Regions from separate parts of the Homo sapiens genome. Here region 2 is linked to region 1. Evidence: read pairs that join two places in POLR2A ChIA-PET (ENCODE). Cell type or tissue: Panc1. All regions are shown on one strand. Links, peaks and the distances in the headings refer to the core of each region. The heading gives the core; the rest is flanking DNA. Region 1 has its middle 11 kb from the start of NFE2L2. Region 2 overlaps AGPS (alkylglycerone phosphate synthase).

Region 1 (14,102 bases), core at 10,929-13,428:
ACTCCAGTAAAGCAGTGTTCAAAATATTTGGTGTATTAATTTCAAAACACACCCGCATCCTTGGTTCCCTGGGGTGTACACCTCACTGTGCAAACTACTGGTACAATGAGCTGTACATCTCCAAAGCCAGTTTTAACTTGTGTAGTTTCCTGCTCATAAAGAAAAAGTATCCTGCAGCAACAGCAATGCAGTGAGTAAAGAGAAAAATGTTTAAAAGAGTCCTTTGAATTTTATGTGTTGATACCTATATAAATATATATGCACAGAAAAAAAAGACAGAATGCATATACTCCAAAATGTTAACCGTAATTATTTTGACTAGATGGAGACTGATGACTTTTTTTTCTCATTTTTCCATGTTTACATTGTTCTAAATAAATAAACATACTTTTTTTTTTTTGAGACAGGGTCTCGCTCTGTTACCCAGGCTGGAATGCAGTGGTGCTATCATGGCTTATTGCAGCCTAGACCTCCTGGGATCAAGTAATCTTCCCACTTCAGCCTCCTGAGTAGCTGGGATGACAAGCATGCACCACCATGCCCTGCTAATTTTAAAATTTTTTGTAGAGGGGGTAGTCTCACTATGTTGCCCAGGCTGGTCTCAAACTCCTGGCCTCAAGCAGTCCTCCTGCCTCAGCCTCCCCAAGTGCTGGGATTACAGGCATGAGCCATTGTGACTGGCCAGCATACATTACTTTTATAAGAAGAAGAAAAAAGGTGGGAGTAGGGTGTGGGAGTAAGGAAAGAACGTTGCTTTTCTCCCATGCCACTGGATCTGTTTTATTTTCAAATTGAATTATAACCACAAGCTTTGTAAATCTTTCCATTTTGTATTTATTTGAGTGGAGCCTGGAGAATTTTACCACATCTTTAAGTGTAGTTGTTGTAAGGTTCTAAAGATCCTTTCTCTTCCAATTTACTGCTATATTTGCAACGTTTAACTCAGCAGAACAGGAATTACCAAAGACAAAATTTTATGAATAGAGATTAAGAACTGCAGCCTCTCAGTAACAGGCAAAGTAGCCCAAACGTAACATCGCTTTGTGGGGAAAATAAAATACAGAAAAACATTATGCCTAGAGCTATGTCTTCAAGGACAGTTCTCAAATATTAATAATGGGAGTAGAATATCAGATAATTTTCATTTCCATCTTTGTATTTTTCTGTATTATTCAAATCCTTACAGAAAGCATTTTTAGAATTAAGGGATAAAAACAATTAAACTATTTCCACTTTGAACAAACAAAAAGCAGACTACAACGAATGGAAGAGCAGAGCATCCTCATAAACAGACCTTACAGATAATCTATAACATTCTTGGAGGCTGGAAAATAAAAAAGGGAAATGAGATTTGCCAACATAATTGTCTCCTGACACTTTCTATTCCATGGACTCTCATTTTGCCCTTTGAGTAATATTAGAATTAAAAAAAAACCTTAGACGTCTTCTGGCCCGGAGATGGGAAGCAAATTTCACTTTGATTGCCAATTCTGATACATTGGTAGTGGCTGCCTACAGTGCTTTGCTGAAAAGTATTCAAAAACAGCTTCCCAATTTGGTAGAAAAAGTTCAATGATTGATTAACAATGTCTGCCATGGGCACAGAATTATGAGTGGTGGCACATATCAGGTATGTTTCTTCCTTGATATAGTCCAAATTCCTACTTTTACATTTGAGGAAACTGAAGAGTGAAGTGGTTACTAATGACCACAGAGGTAACTACTGGCAGAACCAGAAATAGAATAACATTTCCTGACTCATGGTATTATGTTCTTCGCATACAACAAATTGATTTGGAATTTTTTTTTTTGATACAGAGTCTCACTCTGTTGCCCAGGCTGGAGTGCAGTGGCATGATCTCGGTTCACTGCAACCTCCACCTCCCAGGTTCAAGCGACACTCGTGCCTCAGCCCCCCAGTAGCTGGGATTACAGGCATGAACCACCATGCCAGTTAATTTTTGTATTTTTTAGTAGAGACGGGGTTTCACCATGTTGGCCAGGCTGGTCTCGAACTCCTGACCTCAGGTGATCCACCTGCCTCAGCCTCCCAAAGTGTTGGGATTACAGTCGTGAGCCATGGCGCCCGGCTGACTTGGACTTTTAAAGGCAAATCTAGTACTGGGCCAGACTTAAAGGATAAGGTGTAAATTTTATTGACATGTTGGCACATTATTTTTGGAGGGGATTAATAATCCAGTTTATTAATGATAATAATTATTGTACATATTTTATAAACACTCCCCACAAATCAGGGAGATGCAATTAGGCCCAATATTACAAAAATCAGAGGTGACAAAACAATTAAGTGACTGCCTCAAAGCTCAAGGAAATGATTATCTGACAATGGCCCAGGCTTCGTCTACTCTAGGTCAGGTCTCTGTAGAGTCTCTTGGCTTGTGCTGTATTTACTGAGAGTACTCACAGCAAAACTCCCTAAAGATTACATTTTTCCACATTCTGTTTAATGAATTCCCCAAGGACAAAATGATGAAGTATTTTTCACTAGAGAGAAAACTTGCAAACAAATAGGAGAACAGGATTTCTGCATTTAAGAACTTCAGTGTGAAGGGTAGGGAGAAAGTAAATGAGCTGTTTGCAACTTTAGCCTCTCTACGTACCAGCAGGTTTTTAATTTTTCTTATTTAATGAAAAGGTCTAAGAGCAAGAATCAAAATGTACTGAGAAGACTATAAGGTGTTAAAACCCTTTTGCTTCTTCCAATAAATTAAATTTCTCTAATTGTGTGATTCTAAAAAGCCTAATATGCAGGTAACTTTAATGTCAGTTTAGAGCTATCCCTCCTGTAAGATTCAGGTAACTTGTTCATCACGTTTTCTTTCTCCTGATGAAAGATGGAATATTTCAGTCTTTGGAGTTCGTAAACTTTCAAAAATTTGTAACGGTCAGTGTATTAATTCACTTGTCTTTTTCCCTGCTAACAGTTCTTGTATGCTTACTATGCATAATAACCCGAATTTTTAGATTCTTTATTTCTCTACAATATATTAGGGATATGGAAAGCAATAACAACACAACAAAAACAACAAGTATTTATTGAGTGCTAAATATGGCCCATGTACTTTATATGGGTTATATCATTTAATCCTCTCAGAAAATCCAAGACAGGTCCTTTACAGTCCCATTTTAGAAATGAGCAAACTGAGGCCTGGAGAGGTGAGATAATTTTATCTATGGTCAGGTGGTTAGTAAGTAGCTGAACAAATCACTGACTTTAAAGTTCTTAAGCATGAAGATATGCTGCCTCCCATGCATAGTTCAAAAAATCGTAAAGGTTCATTAGGGAATTTAGGTAGAAATGTTTTCTGAAATGTTTCACCAAAAACTATCCAAGCAATTTATGTTTCATTTAAAAAACAACAGTTGAATACTTAGTGAGAGAGTTTGAAGGAAGACTCAGTTGAGTTAAACATGGATTCTACTCTGAAGGTCCTTACAGTCCAGTAAAAAAACATCACACTTGCCCATAGCCAGGAAGTAGCTGATGATGCAAAAGAGGCAGGCAGTTAATGTAGCCAACCTGATAGCTGAGGTCAGGGGTTTCTCTTTTCATTTTCTGCAAAATTCACATAATATTTTAAAAATAGCTTTAATGAGGTCTAATTGATATAAAATAAATTACATATATATAAAGTACACAATTTGATAAGTACACACACACAATTGTAGTTATGATTTGTATTTTTCTGATGACTAAAGATGTTGACTATCTTGTCATGGCACTGAGGTTTTAATACATAATGTAATACTTTCTATACATTGACTGAGAGGAAGGTATGTACCCCTAAAATATGCTTTATTGTTAGAAACTTTGCTGGTTACATAATCAAAGAGGAGTTATGGTGAAACAATATTATTAACTATGGATAAAATGACACCAAAATTCCAGAAAATATAAAATATGCAACTCAACAAAAACTTGAGTTCTTACAAAAGGAAACTATAAAATACCAAGCTTTTACTTTCAACTGGTGCCTGAGAATTTCCTCTGCTACCACACGCTGGTGGACCTACTCATGTTTTCTGAACTGCATTGAGATGCAACAACTATTACCTGTTTCTTTCTTTTTCTTGACTGTTCTCCCCTAAATTCCTAGACGACACCATTAACAATTTAAATCAAATTGGTTAAAATATCTATTACCTAACCTAATAAGGTCACTGTAGTTTTTTTATTTTTTATTTTTAAAAAAGCTCTAAACACTGAATAAATAAATGTTTTGTGACAACACGGATTCATAAACTAGAGGGAGATTTTTTTGTACACTATATATGGAGACATTTCTTGCTAAAGTTTGCCCAGTCTAGCCTCCTGGGAAAGTAAGTACTGTATTAGCAGGAAATACATCTTTTCAATTGTCCGCTCTGGTTGGAAGATTAGATAATATGAACACTTGATCTCCTTATAATCAATTCAATTTAATTTAAGAACACTGTTGTGTACTGTGTGAAGTGCCTCAGGTAAAACTTGAGTTTATTGAGCATTATGTACAAAGCTCTCCTTCCAAACACTTTGTATGTGTCATTACTAATACTAGCAATAGCCATTTTACGGGTGATAAAGCCGAGTTCAATCTGATTCAGTAACTTGGCCAAGATTCCATGGAAGAGCTCATGTGAAATTCTAGATTTGGCTGTTTCAAAACCTTTGCTCTTTTCACTGGGCTAGGCCCCAAGACACCTCCCAATGCTTTGTGAATGATTAAACATTGTAGGGATCACGTTCTATATGATAGTACTTGCCATAGACCTCATTTAATTGTATGTCATTATTTGAAGGGTGAAGTATAATTTTATGCAACTGAGATATCATAAAGTTGTATAAACTGTGCCATAATTTTCATGTTGGAATTCAATTTAAGATTTCCATGTATTTGTTTTTTTTCTTTCTTGATTAAGGCTTACTAACCCTCTGCTCTTGATCCAAATCTGCAAATACATAAAACAGAAAGTACGAGGGCCCCCAGAAACCTCTCTCTGATTGCTAGTGGCTCATTGGAAGAATATCACTCTAAGATTTTGCAGTCTGATTCTGTGGTACAAGGTCTTCAAAGCTGACAATCAGTACCAGATTCTATCAAATTATCATATTCAACTTAAATTATCTCTTTTACTACAACTCACCTTCATAATTTCAAAAATGTGTACCCTGCTCTGAGCAAGCTATGCATTGATCATTCACTATGAGTGAATGTCTTGTTTTTCAGAAGGCTTATGTGGAAAGAGTGTGTTAGGAGGAGAGTCACACCAATGTGGCTAAAAGAAGAAAGATTAAGTATCTTTTAAAAACATAATAATATAATATAAAAATATTATGGTATCTTTAAAGATATAATAGATGATATGGATAGTAAAAAGATGTATAGCAAAGCAGTTCAAATGAACAAAAGATAAGGCTATAGGAAGGTTTGATGATAAAATGTAAAGAAATACAATTGAAATAGCAGTAACTTCACTTATATGTTTTCATTTTAATGTACAATATTGTAATGACGGAAACCAACAGTCACCTGGTATCATTTCACAGTCTTATGAACCTCGGAAACACATTGTGTTTACTGTCATAGTATACTTTTCTCTAAGAAATCATCTGTGAAGCAGCTGAGGTTTTAACAAATGACAATCATGTAATTAATACAAATTACAATTTCTCTAGCCTACATTTCTACAAATCCTGCTGTTTACTATTGTGTAGAGAATATAAGTGTGAGACAGGCACACCTGAGTTTAGATACTAGCTGTGAGAGCCTGAGAAAGTAATTCAGCATGACTGACAAAAGTTTCCTAGTCTGTAAAATGAGGGTTGTTGTGAGGCTAACTGGATTAATGTATTTAAAGTTATTCATGAAGATGAAGAGCAGTCAGATCCTCTGAAATAATCATCTGAAAACAAAAAATGACTATGTGAACAACATTGATGGAAGAATAGACCACTGCCAACCCACAAATATAAAATATTTAGTTCTTTTTATAAATGCATGATACTTGACATAATAAAAAGTTATGGTCTGAACTTGAGAAACCTAGAGATTATTTGATATAAAAATAAAAGAATTGGCTTAGACTTAAATTCAAGAGCCAGAGATGGTGCTATTCATCTTCTTATCTCCGTTACTTTTTACTTTACCTGCTATGTGGAGATACTTGGTAAATGTTCCTTAATTGAATGAACAATTGCATGACTAAACTTTCTAAGGTTTGTTCCAACATCAACAGACTGCTTTTATAAGATGACGGGAAAGAGTGTGTTGCATAAACACTGTTTTGTTGTGTTAGGGCACATGTATTAAAATATCAACTGCTGGTTTAGCAAGAGACCTTGGTATTTATGTTGAAATAGGAAGGCTGCATATTTCATTTTGTATATATTTTTGTTAATAAATATTTATAACATTCATATTCTACTCATCAAGGAATTTTCTGAGGCAAAGGAACAGGATTGCGAGGAGGTCTCAGTAATGTGAGGCTCGCTTTATTGCACTAGTGAACTAGCAGGCTCCATCTAGAATATATTTTTAAAATTTTTAATAATAGCAGTGGAAAATAAAGAATGATTCTTTGTGTTCTTTGGGACTCTTTATGTTTGTAACTTAGGAGCCCTTACTGGCTGAATTCTGTGGTACTACTGCCAAGAATTTTGCAGACTGCACAAGCATTTTCATTTACTGAAATGTTAATGTCTTAATTTAAAATCTACCATCATACTTAATTTAGTGGCGTTAATGGCCTCTACCGTTCACTTTTAAAATGCCACCTAATTCAGAATTATTTTCTAACTTCTTATTTTACATATAACTGAACTCCCGTAGGATTGGGTGAAGTCTCTTGAGAGCAGCTCACTGTGGGCGTGCGGCAAGAGATCAACATTTATCTCAGCTGCTTATATGTGGTCTAAGTGGATTTGGTAGTGCCAGAACAATGTGACTGCCAGGACCCAGAAACTAATGCTTTCCTTGCCTAATAAGTAATTTTTTTGAAGTCTCCTATCTGTTTCTCAATGACTAAATCCTGTAAGGTATATAACAGACTACTCATATTGGTTTTCTCTGAGTGGCAGTTTTAAGGGTAGAGGAACATTACTTCTTACCTTACATATTTCTGTATTGTTTGATTTTTTAATAAGCACTTTTTATGTATTTCATATTTAATCCTCATGATTTGAATATTTAAAAAATATAAAAAGTAAAAAGTTAACCTCCCCACTCTATCTTCCATTCACTAAATCTCCTCACTTTTCCCCAGAAACATATGTATAAGCAAATATATACTCTCTATATACAAATACTATTGTATTACATATACTATAATATATACTATCTATATATACTCATTTGTATATATAAGCAAATATATACATCCTAAATACTATCATATTATATATACTATAATATATATTCTGTATAAATATACTCATATGTGTATATATATATAAGCAAATATATACTCTATTTTTCTCATTTTTCACACAAAAGGTAGCAAACAGTGCATATGGTTCTCCATCTTGTGTCTTTCATTAAAAATGTCTTGGAGGTTTGTACTGTTTATCAATATACTATGTGGTACATCTTCACTCTCTATGTATTTCTTTCTTCCTTTTTTTTTTTTTTTTTTTTTTTTGAGACAGAGTCTCACTCTGTCGCCCCGGCTGGAGTGCAGTGCTGCGATCTCTGCTCACTGCAACCTCCGCCTCCTGGGTTCAAGCGATTCTCCTGCCTCAGCCTCCTGAGTAGCTGGGATTACGGTGACCACCACCACGCCCAGCTAATTTTTTGTACTTTTAGTAGAGACGGGATTTCATCATGTTGGCCAGGCTGGTCTCCATCTTCTGACCTCGTGATTCACCCACCTCGGCCTCCCAAAGTGCTGGGATTACAGGTATGAGCCACCTCGCCCGGCCCCCTCTATGTGTTTCTTTCTAAAGCTGCATAATATTCAATTACATGGATGCATCATGATTTATTTAACTAGTTTCATATTGATGAATACTGGATTGTTTCTAATCTTGCTATTACAAGTCATGCTGCAATAAGTTACCTTGACCTTGACCTGGGTCATTTTTTAATGAATTTTTTTTTTTTTTTTTGGAGACACAGTTTCACTCTGTCACCCAGGCTGGAGTGCAGTGGTGCGATCTCGACTCACCACAACCTCCACCTCCCAGGTCAAGCGATTCTCGTGCCTCAGCCGTCTGAGTAGCTGGGACTACAGGCATGTGCCACCACACCTGGCTAATTTTTGTATTATTAGTAGAAATGGGGTTTTCCCATGTTGGCCGGGCTGGTCCCAAACTCCTGATCTCAGGTCATCCGCCCGCATCGGCCTCCCAAAATGCTGGGATTACAGGTGTGAGACACCGTGCCTGGCCATTTTTTAAATGATTTTTAAATTTTTATTTTAATTGACAAATGATAATTGTATATATTTATGGGGTACAATGTGATGTTATGAGATATATACATGCACACACGAGATGATTAAATAAATCTAACTATTAATAATAGGTCATTTTATGTGTTAAGTATATTCACAGGATAGAGTCATTGAAAAGTGCCTCTTGGGTCAAGGATAAGCACTTATAAGACTGACAGATCTTGCCAAATTACCTTTCATAGAGTCTTACCAATGTATAATACCATAAGTTAGATTGTCAAAACTTTTAGATTTTTGAAAATGTGACAAACATATTCATATTACTGCCCATGTTTCTATTGGGTTGTTGATTTTTAAAATCTTATTTATTTCTAGTGGTGCTTTGTATATAAGGGATATTAGTACTTTGTGACATGAGTTGAAAATACTTTTCCCAGTTTGTCATTTGTCTTTTAACTTTGATTATGGTGATTTTGTTTCTTTGCCACACAGACATTTTTTATTTTAACATAATTGAATTTATCATTTTTTTTAATGGCTTATATATTTTAAGTCACATTTACAAGGACCTTCCAAGGTTATAAAGACATTTTCTCATAGTTTTCCTCTAGTAATTTTAATTTGGTTTTTCACATTTAAATATATGATGTCTTTGTAATTTCGTGTATAGTGTATAGATCCAGTTTTATTCCAGATGGCTGCCTAGTTACAGCCTGCCTAGAACTAGGCTAACTTGTTACAACTAGTTCAATACAATATATTGAATAGTCAGTCTCTCTTTTCCCTAGTGATTTGCAATGTCACCTTTATTGTATACAAATTCCTGCGTGTATCTGGGTTTATATCAGAACATTTTCATCTGTTCTATTGATCTGTATGTCCATTTATGGATCAGTCTCACATTGTTTTAACTACTGAGGCTTTATAATGTGTTTTAATACTTGATAGGGCTAACCATTCCACATTCTCCCTCACACATATACATTTGAGAAATCTCTTGCCAAATTTGAAAGGGAAAAAAATGGTATTTTTTACTGGAATTGTGTTAAAATGTTAAATTAACTTAGGGAGATATGACATTTTAACAATTTTTATTTTTCCTACCCAGGTATGTTCTTTCTATTTATCCAAAGCTTGTTTGGGTTCCTTGGTTTTATTTTAAAGTTCTCTGCATATAGGGCATACACATTTCTTGTTAAATTTGTTCCCAAGTATTTTATTTTTTCTATTGCTACTTTAAATAAGGTCCTTCATCCTTATATCCTCCAGTAGGTTATTATTTGCACATATAAGATTGATTGGTTTCTGTATATTAATTTTCCACCTTTATACTTTACTGAATTGTCTTATTGTTCATAATAATTTTTCAGTTGAGTCTCTTGGGTTTAAAATCGGAGTCACATCATCTACAAATAATGAAAATATTTTTCTTACTTTCCTATTTTTATACTTGAAGTTTTATAATGCCAAGTCATGATTGCTAGTACCTTCAGTAAAATTTTACATAGTAATTATGATAGTGAGCACCCCGTCTATTCCTAACTTTATTGGGGCTACCTCTAGACTTTCCCCATCAAGCATAATGCTGGCTAGATGTGTTGTATCATGTTAAAGAAGTATGCATCTGTTTCTATTTTATTGAGTGCTTTTTACCAAGTTGTTGAAATCATGAGCATTTTAATAAACACCAACAAGAATAAAGCTACTCTTCTGATCTTTCTGTCTTCCCACCATCTGATCTCTTATTGTTGTTTCCCACTGGCTGGCCCTAATCAGAATCCAGAAAGGAAGGGAGTCCATAAGGGGTCAGCTTCCCAGAGCATAGAGCAGGACAGAGAAGGGTAGAGAGTAGATCTGGAAGTATAGACAGGGTATAGCTGTCGGCTATATATGGAAGCCAATAGCAGACAACAAAACAGCCTCTGTCTTTATTAGTTGAAAACAAAACATTATGGGTGGCAAAAGCAATTTTCCTGAAGCTGGTAGCATTATCTTTGTTCATTAAAAAAAAGTGAAAGAAAAGTGTGGGGTCTTAGTCTTAGGTATTTTATTTTATTTTTATTTATTTATTTATATATTTATTATTTATTTATTTTTGAGACAGAGTCTCACTCTGTCTCCCAGGCTAGAGTACAGTGGTGCAATCTTGGCTCACTGCAACCTCTACCTCCCGGATTCAGTCAATTTTCATGCCTCAGCCTCCCAAGTAGCTAGGACTACATACAGATGAGCACCACCACGTCCGGCTACTTTTTTTATTTTTTGGTAGAGATAGTGTTTCACCATCTTGGCCAGGCTGGTCTCGAACTCCTGGCCTTGAGTGATTCTGCCCACCTCGGCCTCCCAAAGTGCTGGGATTACAGGCGTGAGCCACCATGCACAGCCAGTGTTAGGTATTTATATATGGAAAGCTAGTTGTACTAACCTTTTCTAGATCTAATATATTGCATTTCCTGGTCTTAAACTCACATTCAGGATTGAGCTTTTTGAATGTAATTTCCCCTACATCTACTACCTTATTTTTAAAATCTTGCACTCCTTCCTTAGGCCTAAAAATAGTGTGCTAGTGTGGTAGATATTAGGTCAATTGTCAGCACCAGAACTAGACACTTTATGTTCTTGGAAGGATCTAGCAGAACACACCCACTTTACTGGCACCTTGGCCAGTCTCTGGGCATGTTCCATTCAGGCCTGCCTTGGATGCCCCCAGACATCAGCAGGGCTGGCTTTGGGGGCAGCAGTTTCACCTGACTATATTGTGCGATGCCCTCCCTGAAGGGCTGGTTGCCTTCTGCCAGAATTTGGAAACTTCTGAACTCCACAGCAATCCTGCCCGTCTACTGCACAGGCTGCATATTTAGGAGGCATCACAGGTCACAGATAGAACTGCCAGGTAAAATACAGGACGCCCCGTTAAATTTGAATTTCAGATAAGAAATAATTTTGGGTATATGTATATCCCAAATGTTGCATGGAACATATTTATACCAAAAAATTATTTGTTGTTTATGTGAAATTCAAATCCAACTGGGCATCCTGTATTTTTCTTTGTTAAAAAGAAAAAAGAGCTTATCACAGAGCTCTTCCCAAAATAATCCTCCACTATGCTTCCTGCCACTACCTGCCCTCCCAGCTCCACAGTTCCTCCATAAGAACTACATTTATTAAAGTGTTAAGATAGCCTCGGCAGGATATTAACTATAAAGGTCAAAGTTAAGATTCACTTCTGAGGGCTGCACCTCTAACTTTAACCCGCATCATCAGGGATTCATTTACCAGATCAGTAAACTTGTTATTTGGGCACTAAGGACATTTTAGTGATGGTTGAGAGCAAGGGTGGACCATGAAAAGTTTAGATTCTCGTAGATGTGTGTAGAGGTAGGGCTGGAAGTGGAGGTGGGTTTGGGGGTATGTTAAAGCAATGTATGCAGGAAAGAGAATATTAAAGAGAACTTACACTGACAATTTTGCCTGGCTGGGATTCTTGTGTTATTCCTTCCTTGCCTCCTGATTTCCTTCCTTTTTTTTTTTTTTTTTTTTTTTTTTGAGATGGAGTCTCTCACTGTGTCACCCAGGCTGGGGTGTGGTGGCATGATCTCAGCTCACTGCAACCTCCGACTCCCTGGTTCAAGCTATTCTCCTGCCTCAGCCTCCCGAGTAGCTGGGATTACAGGCATGTGCCACCACGCCCAGCTAATTTTTGTATTTTTAGTAGAGACAGGGTTTCACCATGTTGGCCAGGATGGTCTTGATCTCCTGACCTCATGATCTGCCCGCCTCAGCCTCCCAAAGTGCTGGGATTACAGGCGTGAGCCACCATGCCCGGCATCCTTCCCTTCTTTAGTTTACACACATAGGCCCCAGGTACAGGGCATGAGCTAGAGCTGGATCCCAGCTGAATGGAAAGCAGGAGGCGCTATATTGGAAACAACTGCCAAGCAACCAAGGACTGGGGACAAAATAGCCTGGGAGGAGAAGTAAAACCAGGAAAAAGTTTAAAATTAGGTGCCTGACATTTAAGGGAAAAAGTCCAAAGTTAATCAAGGATGACCGCTTATTGCAAGATTCAAAACCTCTAAATGACAAAACTTCTAAAAAAGGAAATGATGATAGCACGGGGAACCCTGCTGATCCATCTCCCTGCCCAAATACTTCTCCATTCCCAACATCTGTGCAGCCATGTGCAGCAGAGACAAACAGCAGCAGCACTCCACCCCCAAGCTTTGAGAACCGCAGAGCTGTGGCTGACACAGTGGTCCTATCTCTGTGAAGTACACAAACCATACCACAGCCTTATTTTCTGAGACCATCTCTATGTAACCAGCTTCCCTAAATGCTGTGGCCCAAGAGGCTAACACTTTGGTCAGTCATGGGGCAATATGGCTGCTCCCACATGGCATCCAAGTCCATGCTTAGAGACTGAAGGGGAGCCAGCCTTGGTAAACCAGGTCTGTGGTCATTTCCCCACCTGGCATTTTTGAGCTGTACCAAGCAGCCTAGGGGTTCTTACTGCAAGGGCACGCTCAAACCTGACTTGTCCAGACAAGCAGAAGAGTTTTGGGCTCCCAATCGAGCACGGTGGTCAGTCTGTTCCAGTTTGTCTGGGACTTTCCAGGTTTGAACACTGAAAGTTCTACAGCCAGGAAATCCCTCAGTCCCAGGCAAACTGGGATGGTTGGTCACCCTGAAGTCAAGACACCTAGGCTTTGGCACCTAAACATCAGTTTCCTCATCTGTAAAATGCTGGGACTGGCCAGTACAGCTTCTGATGTTACTGCCACATCTAATAGTCCATGATTCACTCTCATGCTCCTGACCTTACCCATCTGCAGCCCAACTCCCAAACAAACTTCACTTGATCCAAGATCGAGTTCATGTAACCTGATAAGCTAATCATTAGTGTGTTAACAGGAGAGGATTATAGGGTTCACAGTTGAATTTTAACAATGGCTCGGGTGGAAGGCATGTGGGTAGCTGAGTCGTTCTAATGGTGGGAAGTTCAGCTGGGGAGATGGAGTGTATGGCTCTGTGCCATCTGAGAGAAAGATATTTTTAGGCAGGCAGGTTTTGAGGCAGCCAGCCTGAGAGAGCTGGTTTGATGGGCTGCTTTTAGCTGCACAGCAGGAACAGGCCACAGGCAGGGCAGTCTTGTCTGACTTGAGCCAACTTTCACACTATGACCTGAATAAAATCAGCAGTTGAAGCCACAGACTGGAGAAGAAAGGATGTAGTCTGCTGATAGCAATATATATGTATATAATGCATTTGCTTTGAGCCTGGGTCTGTCATCTATAATACAGATATGTAGCTATGATCCTGGGTAGTTGAGAGTTCAGACTCTGGGATCACCACCTACCAACTCTGTGATATTGGGCAAGTTGTAGACTGAATAATATGCATTTGCTGATATTTAACCTTTTTGATCTACACACACAGGAATTCCACGTGGTTTAGCCTAATAGCTTACTCTCTTTTTCCTTGGTTTCCTCATGTGTGAAACGCAGATAGCCACCAAACTTTTCAGGACACTGTGAGGACCAAATGAGAGGGACACATAAGGTGGTCAGAACAGTCCTAGCCCCACAGTCCATGTCAGTGATGTCAGCCACCACCATCCTACTGGTGAAGAGGCAGGCATACAGGGCCATTAGACTCCATCAGCTGAACCTAGGGTAGCCCAGACTCTTCCTGTCTTCCTGAGACATGGAACA
Region 2 (16,495 bases), core at 982-3,481, 120 kb after region 1:
GCTCTGTCTCCCAGGCTAGAGTGAAGTGGCGCGATCTCAGCTCACTGCAACTTCCTGCCTCCCGGGTTCAAGCGATTCTCCTGCCTCAGCCTCCGGAGTAGCTGGGATTACAGAGCCTGCCACTGTGCCCAGCTAAGTTTTGTATTTTTAGTAGAGATGGGGTTTCACCATCTTGGCCAGGCTGGTCTCGAACCCCTGACCTAGTGATCCACCCACCTCAGACTCTCAAAGTGCTAGGATTACAGGCATGAGCCACCACGTCTGGCCGGCTCCAATTACTTCTATCCCGGAACATATGTTCTCATTATTTGAAGTTGCTGAGCAGAGTATTGAAGTGACAGTTTACTCTTGGATCCTCCCTTTTTCCTTAAGTGCATGTTACCCATGTACAGTTTTTCTTTTGACTTTGCTTCTAAGTGCAATTTTAGATCCTTAAAAATCATAGTAAATGTCAATTACATATGTGACACTTTTACGTCTTGGTTTTGGATTTTTTTCAGTTTTTTTTTTTTTTAAGGCTCTTGTGGTCTTACGAAAAAGAGAAGAAAAAATACCATGTTAACTTTCATTCTTCCACACTGCTAACCTCTTTCCCAGTTATAACTTTGGCTCCAACCTCATTGTGGTTTGCATTAGTCAGAACTGCTCAATGGCAGTTTTTACGGAGGTTATAAATGTTCAGGTCAAAAGAATGATTAAGAACGCCACTAATTGTTTAGTCTACTTGCTTATAATGTCACTTACAAATGCCATTTTAATAAAAAGCAGTATATTAACGTCGGGCATGGTGACTCACACCCCATAATCCCAGCACTTTGGGAGGCCAAGGCAGGCAAATCACTTGAGCCCAGGAATTCAAGACCAGCCTGGGTAAGATGGTGAGACCCCATCTCTACAAAAATACAAAGAAAGTTAGCCTGGTGTGGTGGCACAGGCCTGTGGTTTCAGCTACTGGGGAGGCTGAGGCGGGAGGATTGCTTTGAGCCTGGGAGGCAGAGGTTGCAGTGAGCTGAGATTGCGTCATTGTACTCCAGGCTGGACGACAGGGCGAGACTGTGTCTCAAAAAACAAAACAAAACAAAAAAGTATTATTTAACATCTGCCGGAAGCTTTGGTAGATATTTTCCAGAAGGAATACAGCTGAGTTAACCTCTTGTAAATATTTCCCAAGAGGGTATCCTGAAGCCTGTAAGAGCTGATACAGAGCAAAGGTTATTTGCACAAGTGACCTGGCTTAAAACTTAACATCGTTTGGCAAAATTCGAGCTTATTTTGGTAGTTATGTTGAATGAAATATTTACCCTATTTTGAGTTCCTAGCTAGGAATTCTAGTGATAGTAGTAATAGGAGTTTTAATTGACTAAGTCCTAATATGACAGGAACCATGCTAAAGCTTATGTACATTATGTCATTTAAATCTCACACAACAGCTCTGAAAAATGAGTGATACTATATGTACATTACAGTTGAGGAACTAGAGGCTTAGAGAAGTTAATTTATCTAAGGCCTTGCATTTGTGAAATGAAAGAGATGGCATTTCAACTCTGTTCTTGCTCCAGAGTCCATATTCTTTCCTCTATGCTGGATTACCACATCTGATGTTCCCGGGGAGATATCTACTTACTATTCATCAAGTTGCTGTCTTTGTCATGCTAAGTTTCAAAGTTTTTGTGATTAAATAGATCATGATCAAATACTTTGTCATATAGTTAAGAAGGCATTAGTTTATGTTGTACTTAATAAATTATAAAACATCATTCTGTCAAAATGAAATTCATAATAAGAAAATGTAATGGGTGGTTTAAAAAGGTAGACCAGCCAGTTTACTTTTGTGAGTGCATTTTGCCATTTGACTTGTGGAAGAAGACAGTGTTTGGAATGAAAGGGAATTAGGAAGAATGTGGAAGACCCAAGATCAGAGAAGAAAGGAGGAAAAGAGAATAGGTCATGGAGGGTTTACTGCCTAGTTGCAAACTGTCTTTGGACTGTGAATGAACAGGAAACTGAAGATTTAATCGCTGTGGTTATTTGTTAATATGCTTCTCTAGATTGCATTTTAAGATGGACCAGACCTTCTCTACATAGACTTTTTTATGTTGGGAAGTTACTATAGAGCCATCTACCCTTGTGGTCATTTAATAAAAATACCTGAGAATGAATTAAGTGATCTGTTTTTAGGCTGCAGAGAAATGGATTGCTGTTGTAGTCAGATGAGATACTTTATGGAACACTTTAAAAGCAAGTGCTAAGCAAATATTACTCCGTTTGATTTTATTTCCTTATTATTGAGAAGATAACTTCTGCTGTTATTCCGATTAGTATGTTAATTTCAACCCTAAACCAAATCAAGGGATCATGACTAGAGTCTACCGTTGTAGCATAAAGTATTAATAGCTCTCTGCCTATTAGTGTTCTCTTTATTTGTTGGGTCTTGGGGGTGATATTTTGTCATATCCTTGTCCCAACATCTGGGCTCAGAATCAACTGAGAGATAAGACACAGGATACAGACAGAGAGGTAAAAACATTAGCTTTTTTACTGATAATGCTGGTTGGAGATCGTGGCTTAGATCTGTACTACCTAATATTTACCCTGAATTACACTCCATCACAGGCAGTGTACCACAGAAGGCCTCCTCTGCAGGTGTAGAGCCTAACACATGCTACCAAAACAGTAGAGAGAGAACTTACAGCATAATTAACTTTTGCAGAATGAACACATCTATTTTATCTGTATTTAGATTAAGAAACAGCATTACCAGTACTCTAGGAAGCCCTCTTTGTGCTCATCCCAGTGGCTCCTTCCACCAGGATAACCACTACCTTGACTTCTAACATATAGATTTGCCTGTTTGAACTTCATGTAAATGGAATCATACAGTGTGTACTTTTTTGTGTTTGGCTTCTTTCCTTCAGAGTATTATGTTTGTGATATTCCTCCATGTTGCATCTAGTCACATTTTGTTTATCCTCATCGATGAATAGTATTCCATTGGGTAGATATATACCACAATTTATCCATTCTGTTATTGATGAACATTTAGGTGGTGGTTACTTTTGGTCCGAATAATTACTTGTTTTAATATAAAGTGCATATCAAACTAGTGTTTTTATAGATATTACTGCATAGGAAGAGGTTAAAGTAATTAAAATAGTGTTTAAGAATTAATATATTTACTTTTCTTAAGTACATCAATTGTTTGAGGTAATAAACAGAATGCTCCCAGGTACTAAATCATTTTTATAAATAAATTAAATTGGATTTTTAAACAAAGTGACCTTGCAGTGTTCACATATTATTTACGAGCTTATAAGATTTCAGCTTAAAATCATAAGTCCAACTCTATTACTCAATTACACATTTTAAATTTGAGTTACAAGTCAGTCATTCTTAAAGACTAGATTCTCTTAAGTTTTGTAAATATATAAAATATCAATTTTTTGTATAGTTTTCTTAAAAACATTAACATCTGTCTTTGGTTCTCTTAAGCATTTGTATATTTAATTCTGGATCTTTCAGTAGTTGAAATACGCTTACTCATTGAAAAAAACTGCTACTATTCCAGTAACTGCAGTTACTTTTGATGAGAGAGTTTTGCCTCCTGGGTGAGATTCGGAGGGGTAGATATCGTCTTGTCATTCACTAAGAAAACTGTTATATGATTGCATATAACATTTGTTCTTGCCAGCATGTTTGAAATTACTAATCAGAGATTTGGCCAGGTTGCTGACCAGATTCTTGTTGTTGACCTCAGTGGGACTCTCCAAATTCTATTTATAGTTGCTGTGTCAGAGACCTCATCCTATAAGCAGGGGAATGCTCAGGTATCCCAGGACCTTAGAATCAAGTAATGTGAACTATTTAATTTGCTATAATCACAGAAGTTCGCATTTCCAACTCAGATTGATTACCTAGTTGGGTTTTACATTTTTTCTAAAGGTGCTTGAACTAACTGTATAGGAATCCAGCCTAAGGAATATTAAAATGACACCTACTTGAATTCTCTTATCACTTTAGTCACATATACTATGGAGTGGATATTTTGCTGTCAACTCAAATTTTGTAGGTCGACACTATCCAGTAGAGCTTTCTGTGATAGAAATATTCTGTAATCTGTGTTATCCAGTATCATAGCCACTATGGAGCTGACTTTTAAATTTTGTTTAATTTTAATTTAAATAGGCACATGTGGCTAGTGATATACCGTGCTGGCCAGTACAGGTGTAGGTGGAAACCTAACTCATTATCTTCTTTCTCATTCTCTAGAACTTATTTATCTGGGCTTTCTCATATCTCATAGTGTTAACACTAGTCCCACAGTCACATCCTTCAATCCCTATCTTGAACTTCTTTTCATTCTTTTAAGATCGAACTTTCTTTTGAATTTATTCAAATTAATAATTAATTCTGCAGTCACTCTGCTGCTCTCATACATGTTTGTGTCATCTGATCCTCACAACTGCCCATTTCACAGATTAGGAACTGAAATTCCTAGATACTTGCCAGAAAAATATATTAGTCAGTTTCTAGCTACTGAGTGGTAAAGCTTAAATTTGAATCTAGATTTTTTAATTTTAATTTTTTTTTTTTTTTGCGACAGAGTCTCGCTCTGTTGCCCAGGCTGGTGTGCAGTGGCACGATCTCGGCTCACTGCAGCCTCCACCTCCCAAGTTCAAGTGATTCTCCTGCTTCAGCCTCTCATGTAGCTGGGATTACAGGTGCACAGCACCACGCCTGGCTAATTTTTGTATTTTTAGTAGAGATGGGGTTTCACCCTGTTGGACCATGCTAGTCTCAAACTCCTGACCTCAGGTGATCTGTCCGCCTTGGCCTCCCAAAGTACTGGGATTACAGGTGTGAGCCACCGTGCCCGGCTGATTCCAGATTTTTAAAACATCTCAATTCTAGAGCTTTTTCCTTGATATTATATTGATATCACCCAGCCCTGTTCATTTTTTCCTTCACAATCTTTCACATTCATTTTGTGCATTAAACAAGTATTTATTGGTTACTTATGTTCTAAGCACTTGGGCTATGTCAGTGAACAAAATGGAGAAAGATTTTTATTTTCTTGGAACTTACATTCCAGTGGGTGAAATGGAAAATTAAACATAGTAAATAAGTAAATTATTAAGTATGTTAGAAGGTGATAAGTACTGTAGAAAAAAGAAAAAGTAGAGAGGGTAAGGAGGTAGGGTTCAAATTTTAAGAAGGATGTCAATGAAAACATGACATTTGAGCAGATATTTAAAGGAGATGAGTTTAGTCATATGGATATCCAGGCAAATGAGTGTTCTAGGCAGAGGAATAGTATGTGCAAATATCCTAAGAGGAAATGCACATGTGGCATATCAGGAAAGCCACAAGGAGACTGGTGCAGCTGGACTCAATTCATATCCCCTCACCTCTAACCGCTGTTTAAAATATGTAGCTTTTAAACTTCAGCTTCTGATTTACCTAGCTCTTCTACTGTTCTAGGCAGAGTCTCTTATTCATGCCACATTTTTCAGCTTTTACACCTTTTATTGTGCCATTGTCTGGAAGACCTTTGCTTGTTGATTGATCCCATGTTTCAGAGTCTCTTGTTTTGGGGATCTTTTCTTTTTACTTTTGAGAACTGGGGAAGCATTGATCTATCTCCTGTTACCTTTTCCCCACGATTTCTCAGGTTATGAAGAGTAACTTTAAAACATACGGTTAAGTGCTAAGTGTCATAGGATATAATATGTAGGTCTAGAGCCTTGAATTCATTTAAATCACCTAGGTACTCTTCAGCCACCTCACCCATTTGAAACTTCGTCTACTGGCTGGCCGCGGTGGCTCACGCCTGTAATCCCAGCACTTTGGGAGGCTGAGGCGGGTGGATTACCTGAGGTTAGGAGTTCAAGACCGGCCTGACTAACATGGTGAAACCCTGTATCTACTAAAAATACAAAAATTAGCCAGGCGTGGTGGTGCACGCCTGTAGTCCCAGCTACTCTGGAGGCTGAGGCAGGAGAGTCACTCGAACCTGGGAGGTGGAGGTTGCAGTGAGCCGAGATCATGCCACTGCACTCCAGCCTGGGTGACAGAGCAAGACTCTGTCTCAAAAAAGGAGAAAAAAGAAAAAAAGAAACTTCATCTACCCAGGTTTGCAATTACTTTGTGTCTTCCATATGCTAAGCACTGGGGAGGATTATTGACACATGGTTTTTGCCTACTGGGACATGTAGGTCTACTAAGGAAGACTGATGTGTCTTCTATTACTGCAAGATGTAAGGTATAGGAAAGGAATGGTGACTACTACAACAATGGAAGGGCAATTTTATATCAAAGAAACCTAGTCTAGAAGGATTGGAAGAGTATTGTTCTATGTCAAGATGTTATGCAAAAATTCTTAAATCTGAGGGTGAAAATATTGATGAGAGAGAGCATTTGGATGAGAACAGAATCAGAAGAATTAGGGTAGGAAAATCTGGGCAATGTAATAAAGTTTATAAAACTGGTGTGGCAGTTTGCTCTAGTAATGATGGTCTTTCAGCAATCTGGATAGTGTTTAGAAGTGTCATTCTGCTAGGAGCTGAATGTCTGGCAGTTACTTTACAATCATAAAGAAAAGGGAAAATAATTTTGGCATTCTAAAATGTTATGCATTTTGTTGCAGAAAAAAATAGAAAATAATAATCAAAATGAAGACTAACATTAAGAGATAACCGCTATAGCACATTGGCTTAGATCCTTTCAGACATAAGCATATGTGTGTGAGGTCACGCCATAATAATGTCTTGAAATTGCCATTTTTCACTCACTGTCTTGTGTATACCTTTCCTTATCAAGAAATAATAATGTGTAAAATCATTTTCAGTGACTCAGGAAGTATTGTATTATATGTAGGTACCATTTATCTGATGAGGACGGTGTTATATTTGTTTCCAGTGTTTCCCTATTATAGAGAATGCTGTGGTAAGCTTTTTACAATTAAATCCTTAATAATTTCCTTAAGGCACATTTTTAAAAAAGGGCCTTAATGAGTCAAAGAGCATTGGAATACATCATTCGCTGATCTCATTGGGCGTGGACAGAAATAAGGAACGATTGCTTGTTTGGACTTAATTCTGACAAGTAATAAAAAATTGAAAATCATCGGAATCTTTGGAGAACGACTACATCATATTTGAGCAAGTTTGTATCTTCTAATTTAGGGAAGCAGCTTTCCAGAAATTTAGATAAAAGGAAATTAGATGTTCTAGCCTGAGTCTTTAAAGGGGAAACCAAAACATGACCACAGGGAGCCTAAGGAATAGTGCTTAACCCTGCCTGGGTCTATGGGGGTAATGAGAAGGAGGGAGAGCTAAGACGACTGGCCTAGATGTATCAGTTTAAACCACTTATTGCTATCAGTAAATAATGTACATTCCGTGCTTATTCAGATGGCTCCTATTTACTGTTCAGGCAAATCTTGTTACATGGAGTGATGTAATTTAAGGATTATGGTGTCAGCAGTTTTCATTCCCTGCCGCCCCCCACCCCAACATTTTGCATGTATTTAAACATGTTGCAGAATTGAACTTCACAATACTCATTAGTGTACCATCCACCTAGATTCTACTGTTAACATGTTACTGTGCTTATCACATATCCATTAATCCATTCTTTTTTCCACCTAATATTAATCTATTTTGTTTTGATGCATTTTAAAGTAAATTGGTAGTTTCATTTTTGAAGTTAAATCTCCTTCAGAAAGGTTCTGCTTTTTTCTTTTATATCAGTTGGCTTTGATTTCCAGATAGTATTTGTTTTGCCTTCACAAATTATTTCTGGCTTTACAACTATTAGACTACTATTCTAATTTTGATTTTATTTCCAAGTTCATACCTGCCATCTGCCATTATTTTCAGAAAGTACATTCTAGTTTGCCATGCCTGCACTCAGATTTTATACAATTGGTAACTTAAAAAAATTATCATATTTTGGTATGTATACTAATGAGGGATATTTGTTATAAGTATTAATCTGAGCTAGGTTAAAGCAGAAAAGGGAAATTTATTCTAAGAGTACAGGGGTGCCAAAGAACCCAAGGGTAAGAATGGAGCTTGGCCTCAGGATGGAATTAGAGCCAAGAACCAGAAAGCCATCAGGTTTCTTACTAGTATCACTTCTTGCTACTATTTGCTGCAGGCTTCTCTAAGTGGATCAGCTTTTTCTGCTCTTCTGTCCAAATGGTAAAATATGGCTGCCCCACTCCTTCAGGAATTCAGCCAATAGCACAGAATAATTGAACCCCTTGTTTCCAGTCCTGGGTTACATGTTTACATTGCTGCAATCAGTTATTGCCTGGAAGGAAGTGGTGGTAGTCATAGGACATAGGTAGCTGCCCAGGCAGCTAAATGAGCTGAACCAACTCTGGTTATCATGCATTTAAAGATGATACAACCAGATTATCTGCTCATTGTTTTTGATGATTCCTTCTCTATAATCCTGCTCCATGAATTATTCTATTGATTTTCCTTGAGTCATCAATCTTTTTCTCTTTGTTGATTTTTCCTGCTGCTTAAAAGCATGCTCAGATAACGTTTTGAAATTTTCCACACGTATCACTCTTTTGAAAAGGCCTTAACAGCCATGAATAACCTAATTATAAAACTTTTAGCCTCTTAACCAATTCTGGTACCTGGTAGATGTTCTTATCTCTTCTTAGCTTCCATGTTATTGCACTATTCTGTTGTTTTTTTTTTTTTTTCCCACCTTCCTGTCTTTCTGACCATGGTTTTGCTGACTTCCTTCTCTTCCTAAGCTTAAAAATCCCTAAGATTAATTTTTAGTCATTTCTTCTGCATTTTCTTCCTTAATCATTTCATCTACTTGAACTGTAATAGCTTTTACCACTGTTGGGGGAACTTTAAGTTATTATCTCTAACTCTCAACTCTCATTTTTACATTTTTAATTATTGGGTATTTCTATCTGAGTATCTTGCTGGTTTCTCCAACTCAGCATTCATGTGTAAGGTCATTATTTTAGTCTCCAATCTCAGTCCTCCACTGTTTCTCTTCACTTCCGCCATTATTTAGATGCCCAAGTCCAACAACACCTGAGTCATGAGTTCTTGCTGAGCTCCATCCCCCATCCCTTATTTGGTTCATTGACAAATCAGATGGACTCCAAGTCAGATGGACTCTATTATCGACTCTCAAGACACTTTGCTTTTCTCTCATTGCCACCAGCCTAGATGAAATCTTAATTGTCTCACTTCTAGCCTGGTCTCCCTTTCTTTTGTTTCCCGCCTTTAAATGATTCTTCATTCTATTACCAGACCAATCTTTGTTCAGAGAAAGTGTCAGTACTTGCTGCCTGCTTGTGCTGTGCTACATTCTAACATTGCAAAAATGATTGACAGTCAGTGGAGATATATAGATATATAAAAGATATGATGTAGCTGTAGTCATTGTATGCAGAAGAAAGAGCCATAAATTCTTGAAGAAGATAGGAAAAGGCTTTATAGAAGTGACTTTTAGACTGGTTGCCTCCAGGGAGAGAAGGGCATTTTAGACAGGGGATATATACAGGAAGACATAAGAGGACATGGTGTGTATAAGGAATTGTCATAACTTAATGTGTCTGGGAACAGCTGTTAAAGAAGGTGAAAATGTAGAGTGGTGCTGTGTTTAAGAATTGGGATTTCATCCACATTGGAGAATCAACAAAGTTTTAAAGTACACACTGCTAGATTTTGACTTTTGGTAGAAGCAATGAACATGGAAAATACTGTTTTGATTCTATTGTTCTCTATTGATTATTGAAGTAATAACAATCTCTTATTTGGCATTCAAGGCTTTCAGCTGTTCTCTATGACTTCTTGAATGTGCTTTATGCTTCAGCCAATTTTATGCTGCTTATTAGATGGGAAAATCCTTGTGCTTTCTTCCTCTGTTTGACTATTGAAATTTTACCATCTTCCAAAGAAGGGAAAGTTTAAATGCCTCCACAATGAAGGGTTCTTTCAGCTAGAGATGAACACCACTGAGCTCTTGTAATAATTTGTACTCCTTGTGTGGCCATCATTGAGTATACTGAAATCTTTGCTTCCTAGTTAGGAGTGTTGGAGCCAGACAGTCATGGTTTAAATCCTAGCTGTATCATGTACTGTTCCTGTGACTGGGGACAAGTTACTGAATCTTTCTGGACCATTTTTTTCATGTTTTAAATAGGGGTAATGACACCTACATCACAGGATTAAAGTGAGAAGGAAATAAGGTAATGATTGTAAAGCCCTTAGCTTTATAGTGTTATGCAATACTGTCATTGTTGCAGTAAACTACATAGAAAGGAGTAATAAGAATAGAGTGCTAAAATAGTTTCTATATTAGACCATTTTTGCATTGCTATAAAGAAATACCCGAGACTGGATAATTTATAAAGAGGTTTAATTAATTCACGGTTCTGCAGGCTGTTCAGAAAACATAACTCTGGCATCAGCTTCTGGGAAGACCTCAGGAAGCTTACAATCATGGCAGAAGATGAAGTGGGAGCAGGCACTTCACATAGCAAAAGCAGGAGCAAGAGTTGAGGTTGGGTGTGGGAGGGGGAAGTGCCACACATTTCTAAATGACCAGATCTCATGAGAACCCACTGTTGTAAAGACAGCACCAAACCTTGAGGGATCTGCCCCCATGACCCAAACACTTCCCACCAGGCCCTACCTCCAGCCCCGGGGACTGCAATTTAACATGATATTTGGGCAGGGACAAATATTCAAACTATATTGGTTTCTGAAGATGGAAGCACAGCAAGAAGTAGGAGGTACTCAGTGGCAATAATGACATTTTAATAGAGAAAACAAATTTCCTTTTTTTTTTTTTTTTTAAAAAAAAGAGGTGGGGTTTTGCTTTGTTACCCAGGTTGGAGTGTAGTGGTGTGATCATAGCTCACTGTAACCTTGAACTCCTGGGCTCAAGAACCATTGTCCTGAGTAGCTGGGATTATAGGTATGTGCCACCATGCCTGGTTATTAAAAAATTTGGAGCAGAGTCTTGAGGTATTGCTCAGGCTGGTCTTGAACACCTGGCCTCAGGTGGTTCTCCCACCTCAGTCTCCTGAGTCGCTGGGATTATAGGCACAAGCCACTGTGCCTGGCGAGAAAACAAATTTCTAGTAAATGTCACCTTATGCATTAGGAAGGAAGGTAAGAACCCAAAAAGTGTAGAACATCAGCAGTTTCTCGTACTGTGTTTTAGGCTGATTGTCAGTATCACACACATGATGTTTGGTCATTCTTGTGCTATTTCTGGTTTGAAACTCTTCTCCATGACTCTTAGTAGTCATGGCTCACCATTGCTTGCTTCTATGTGTGATATGTGGCCTTGGTGGCCACACATTGGAATTTGAATAAATATATTCTTGTGCTAAAGGAAAGTTATTTGATAAATAATTGTTTTAATTTTTATACTTTTTAAGACTTTTATAAACATACATGAACTAGGCAAATTTCCATAGCGGATCAAACTTCCTAAAATTTGCATCAGAAAATATGATCTCTGTATAGCCCTCATTTCTCCTTCCAGATAGTCCTTTGTAAGATTTGGGTATAGATTTATGCCACCTCCTCTGTCATGTAATCATATTTCCATTTCCTGTTATCTCTTTCCCCTGTCTCCCACATGGTGAGTGCTGCCACTTTGCCCTCTTGCTGCCCATTGTTTTCTTGCGGAATTCTACTCAGGGCCATCCTCTCCTATAGTGAAGTGAATTTAAAGTTTTTCCTTTCCGTTTCTCTCTCTCAATTCCAGTCTCCTGATTTTGGTAAGGTTTGGGTGAGAGCAACTTAATTGTAAACAATTTACATTAAAGCTTTGTATTCCTTTGTGGCTATTCAACAGATGAGGCTTCTATTCTTAACTTTTTCTCATGTCTTAAGGTAATGCTTACCCACATGTGGTCTGTGGATGACCCTCATCAGAATTTTCTGAGGGTGCTAGAAATTGTAATCATGGGCTGGGTCTAGGGTGGCATCCAAGGACTCTGCTTTTAAAGTAAGTACCCAAGGTGATGTTTATACTCCCAGAAAGTTTGAGAACCTCTGTTGTTGTGATTGGGTCCTGCTTTTAATGCTTTCTTCTCTTCCCCCAAACTTTATGGGGTTCATTTTTTCCATGGGTTTGCCGGAAGCAAAGATAGCAATCCCAACTACCTGTCACTTAAAGTAGAAGGGGCTACTGCTGATTTTTTTTTTTAATCATTATTTTAAGTAAAACAAACCAAAAAAAACCCAACTACTGTTTTGTTTTGTTTTTTTTTCTCACAATTGCAAGATTTAAGAGTGAAAACAGAGCCCATACAATGGGAGGAGACCCAAAGGGGGTTGCCACTCCCGGCAAGAATGCTTGGGGTTTATATCCCAATCATTGTCCCTCCCCCTATGCTCTCAGGTGATATATGATTTGACTTTTTTTTTTTTTTTTACCTCCTGCTTTAGCCTAATTTGTATTTTAGTGAGCCCTCTTTACTATCTGATTGGTTGGGTGTGAGCTGAGTTACAAGCCCCGTGTTTAAAGGTGGGTGCGGTCACCTTCCCAGCTGGGTTTAGGAATTCTTAGTCGGCTTAGGAAATCCAGCTAGTCTTGTCTCTCAGTCTCGGCTCTCAACAGGAAAACTCAAGTGCTGTTGGGGAGGTTGGCCGACGACCGCTCTTAACTGCTTCCTGCTGAATTGGGGGCATAGTAGGGGTCATGCAGTTCAGATTTCCTTGGGAGGGGTGCCTTCGATCTCATCAACATTGGAGCATGGGCTAGTAGGCCGGTCTAGGGGTCCGCAGTAGTTCAAATGCATCAGGGGCTCCATTTGAAGAACCATTTATACTTCTACACCTTCTATTCTGGAAGAGACAAACTTAACAAGGAGGTTAAAGATACAGGGATTGAAACGTATGGCCTGCAGTGCAGGGGATTATTTCTTTGGCACACTTCACAGGCCCTGACTATCTGCTTGATAGTTTTTAAAAGGCCTGGTCCAGTAAATAATGATTTAGCCATCTGATGGGTGCTATCAATGCCTAAATGAAAGGTTTGGTGAAGGGTTTTAAGTAATTTCCATTGGTTAGCTGCAGGCAAAAGTATTTTTCCTTCTTCAGTGGCTAGCCATCCTGAGGGGAGGAAACTTGTCCTCATGAGGGTCCCCATTCTGTTTCTCCTGCCGAGTACTGCAGCTTGGTTTCCCGGAGGGGATTACCCCATACTAGGGGTCCTTCTGTAAGCATTTCTAATGGAGGGTCCTGCCTTGCGGCTCTTTTGGCTTCAATATCCGCTTGGCAGTTCACTTCTATTTCCCTTTCGTTTCCTTTCTGATGACCCTGGCAGCATAAGACTGCCACCTCTTGAGGTTTCTGTACAGCCAGTAGTAATCTCCTAAAGGCTTCCTGATGTTTGATAGGTGTTCCCTCGGAAGTTAGGAATTCCCTTTCTCTCCATATTGCTGCGTGGGCATGGAGGACTAGGTAAGCATGCCTAGAGTCTGTGTATATATTTACCCTTTTTCCTTCTCCTAATTCTAGTGTATAATGGCCCCTCCTTTTGCTAGAATGTCTCTCCCTAACAAAGGAGTGGGGCTTTCAAGCATAATTAGAAAGCCATGTGAAAAGAGTAAAGTTCCCCAGTCACAACTTAGTGGCTGGGAGAAGTATTTAGTGACTGCCTGTCTTAGGACCCCTCAGATAATGACAGATCTGGAGGACAGTTGTCCGGGACAGGGAGAGTAAGACTGAGAAGGCCACACCAGTGTCCAGGAGACAGTTAACCTCCTGGCCCTCAATGGTCAAGCATACCCGGGGCTCTGTGAGGGTGACGGCATGGGCTGGCGCTTACCCCAGGCACCCTCAGTCCTGCTGCTGGATCATCTGGTTAGTGGCTTCTGACTCAGAGATCCTTCATCCCCTGGGGCAGTGGGCCTTCCAGTGATTCCCTTGACATAAGGGGCATGGACGAGGGGGTAGCTTATTTCTATTCGGACAATCTTTTTTAAAGTGTCCTTGTAGGCCGCACTGGAAGCAAGCCCTATTAGGCATTCAACTTGCCCAGCCTTTCGGTGTTCCAGAGCCTCAAAGTCCGCTTACCTGAGGGCCATGACTAAAGCGGTGACCTTTTTCTTAACTTGTTTGTCCCTTTCTGCCTGCTCTTTCTGATCTCTATTATAAAAAAACTGAGGTTGCCAAGTTCAGTAGGGTTTCTAAGTTTTGCTGCAGGCCTAAGGCGGACTTTTGAATTTTTTCTAATGTCTGCAACTGACTGAATAATAAACTTACCCTTTAAGATTAGTTGGCCTTCAATAGAGTCAGTTGACAGAGAGCTATGCTTCCTCAGTGCCTCCCTTAGTCTCTCCAGAAACGTGGTAGGATTTTCTTTCTTTCCCTGTGTTATAGTGGACAACACTGAATAATTTATAGGCTTCTTCCTAGTTTTCCTTAGTCCTTCTAGCACGCAAGTTAGTAAATGTCTGCAGCACCAATCTCCATGTTCTGATTCTGCATCCCAGTGAGGGTCTACACTGGGAACTGCCTGCTGGCCTGTGGGGAATTGTTCTTTCCTCTGTTGTCATCCTATCATTGACCTGACTGAGATACCAGAGATCGCCAAACTCTCAGGTTGCAGTTATGGCAGCACTTTTCTCATTTGGGGTTAGTGTCTGATCTAGCAGTAACATTATATTTTTCCATGTCAGATCAAAGGATTGTCCTAACCCTTGTAAAACATCAATATAGCCATCAGGGTTATCTGATAATTTACCTAGGTCTATTTTAATTTGTCTCTCTCTCTCTGTCTGTCTTTCCTCTCCTTGACTTACTCAATTTGCTTTTATCCTGTTCTATTATGTTGTTGTAGACCCATAGTACTGGGTCATCAGTTCTAAGGCCCTGGCCAAGGAGCCAAGGCTTGGAGATTGTATTGCAGAGGGATAAGCTGGGTAGAAATCGGGGGAGGAGAGCATCTTACACAATGGGAGAGCAGTCCTCCTAGCCATTTACAAACTTGGGGCCCTGGCAAGTTGGTGGGGAACAGGTCCCACATAACGGTCGAGAGCTGTGTGGCTAAATTGGGAGGGACACGAGGGACAAGACTCACTGGGTTGATAGCCTAGATGCCTAAGGACACAGCATAGAGCTTCATTAGATCCCTTTGGAGATACAACTTGCTCCAATACGTGGGAAAGGAAATGAAAGTCTGAACCATTAGTATCTAGGAGGCAGGGATCAGAGGAAGTAGATTCAGAGGTAAGGAGAATTTTGGGGCTACACTTTCAAGAAAGTCATGGTCAGGACCCAGGAGGTATGGGTCAGAAGGAAAGGTGGGGTGCACGCATGGGTGACTGTTGAGTAGAGACTTCTGGCTGTACCATGATGTCAACCGGCTAATGCTGGGAGTTCGGGACGACAGCTTTCTGCCTCTAGTTGGCCCTTGGCTTCCCCAGGAAAATTGAAAGCGCAAGCTGGTTCCAGGCAGATCAATGCTCCCAACCCAGAAGGTTTGGGGGTTGTTAGAAAGCCTTTTCCCAGATAGCCTCACATCTGAGTCTTAAGTCTGGCAGCCACGCTAATCGTTTTTTTAACTGGCCGACAAGCACCCTGTATTTTCCTCTGATTCTAAGGAAGGATAGCAAGCGAAAGTAGTCCAATATTACTCACCGCTTTGGAGAGTCCCTTCGTGGTTGCCAAAATGTTACCAGGGTGTCCTTGCTCCTAGAGCTCCCAAGATGTTGGCGGCCACTTCCAAGATGGCAGCAAGCCTCTTGTTCTCTGACCTGGGGTTCTTGGCCTCACGGATTCCAAGGAATGGAATCTTGGGCCATGTGGTGAGTGTTATAGCTCTATTAGAAGCCATGGGTCATGGAACAGAACCGTGGAACCCAGCGACTAGTGTTCAGCTTGATTAGGATGAACTTGGGCACTTAGCTGTGCAGGAACAATGGCAAGCCTTTAGCCCGATCGGGAGTGGCAATGGGTGCCTCGCTGGATCAGGAGCACAGTGGACACCCTGCTGGATCTGGAGGGGTGGAAGTCAGCATCAGCGGCGGGTCTGCGATGGCGGCAAACAACAGTGGTGGATGGCAAGTGAAAGCACAGCTGGAGCCATAACAAACACAGACCAGAAGAGTATGCAGTTGCAAGATTTAATAGAGTGAAAACGGAGCTCCCATACAATGGGAGGGAACCCAAAGGGGGTTGCCCAACAATTACGGTTTACAACAAGAATACTGTGTACATTAAGCCGGTATGGATTTCAGTCTTGGTATTTTTAGGGTCATGCCAAGGGTATTGTTGGTCTGTCCCCAAAGGACAGCAGGGGAAGGGAACTTAGGCTTGGTTTCAATGCTAAAATGGCATATAGATTTTTGGAGACATTTGTATTTTCTTTGTCTGTGTTCAGTTTTGTAGTTTCTACAGAAATGCAAGGCTCTACCAGAAATGGCTTTGGTCACTTATGGATTGGTCAGTATAATAAGCTTGTGATACAATTCCTTTTTTAATTACTA

Evidence for each region. Peaks named below come from ENCODE experiments on the same cell type or tissue, not always from the same donor. Only the 100,000 strongest peaks of a DNase experiment are listed, where the experiment ranks them.
Region 2: POLR2A ChIA-PET joins it to region 1 with 8 read pairs; 2 of 35 experiments call an interaction of 5 or more read pairs at or near these places.

What each region holds. Positions count from the first base shown.
Region 1 is chr2:177,268,993-177,283,094 of GRCh38, forward strand. No RefSeq gene overlaps it. Among named protein-coding and RNA genes, the nearest start is that of NFE2L2, 11 kb to the left of the region's middle. RefSeq lists an enhancer at 12,484-12,903. In Panc1, for the core only: no CTCF peak of the experiment used is centred there; no DNase peak of the experiment used is centred there; H3K27ac peaks cover 462 bases.
Region 2 is chr2:177,396,970-177,413,464 of GRCh38, forward strand. The region is part of intron 1 of AGPS (alkylglycerone phosphate synthase); the gene reads left to right. Among named protein-coding and RNA genes, the nearest start is that of AGPS, 12 kb to the left of the region's middle. RefSeq lists an enhancer at 1-53 and a silencer at 14,065-14,230. In Panc1, for the core only: no CTCF peak of the experiment used is centred there; no DNase peak of the experiment used is centred there; H3K4me3 peaks cover 149 bases; H3K27ac peaks cover 1,797 bases.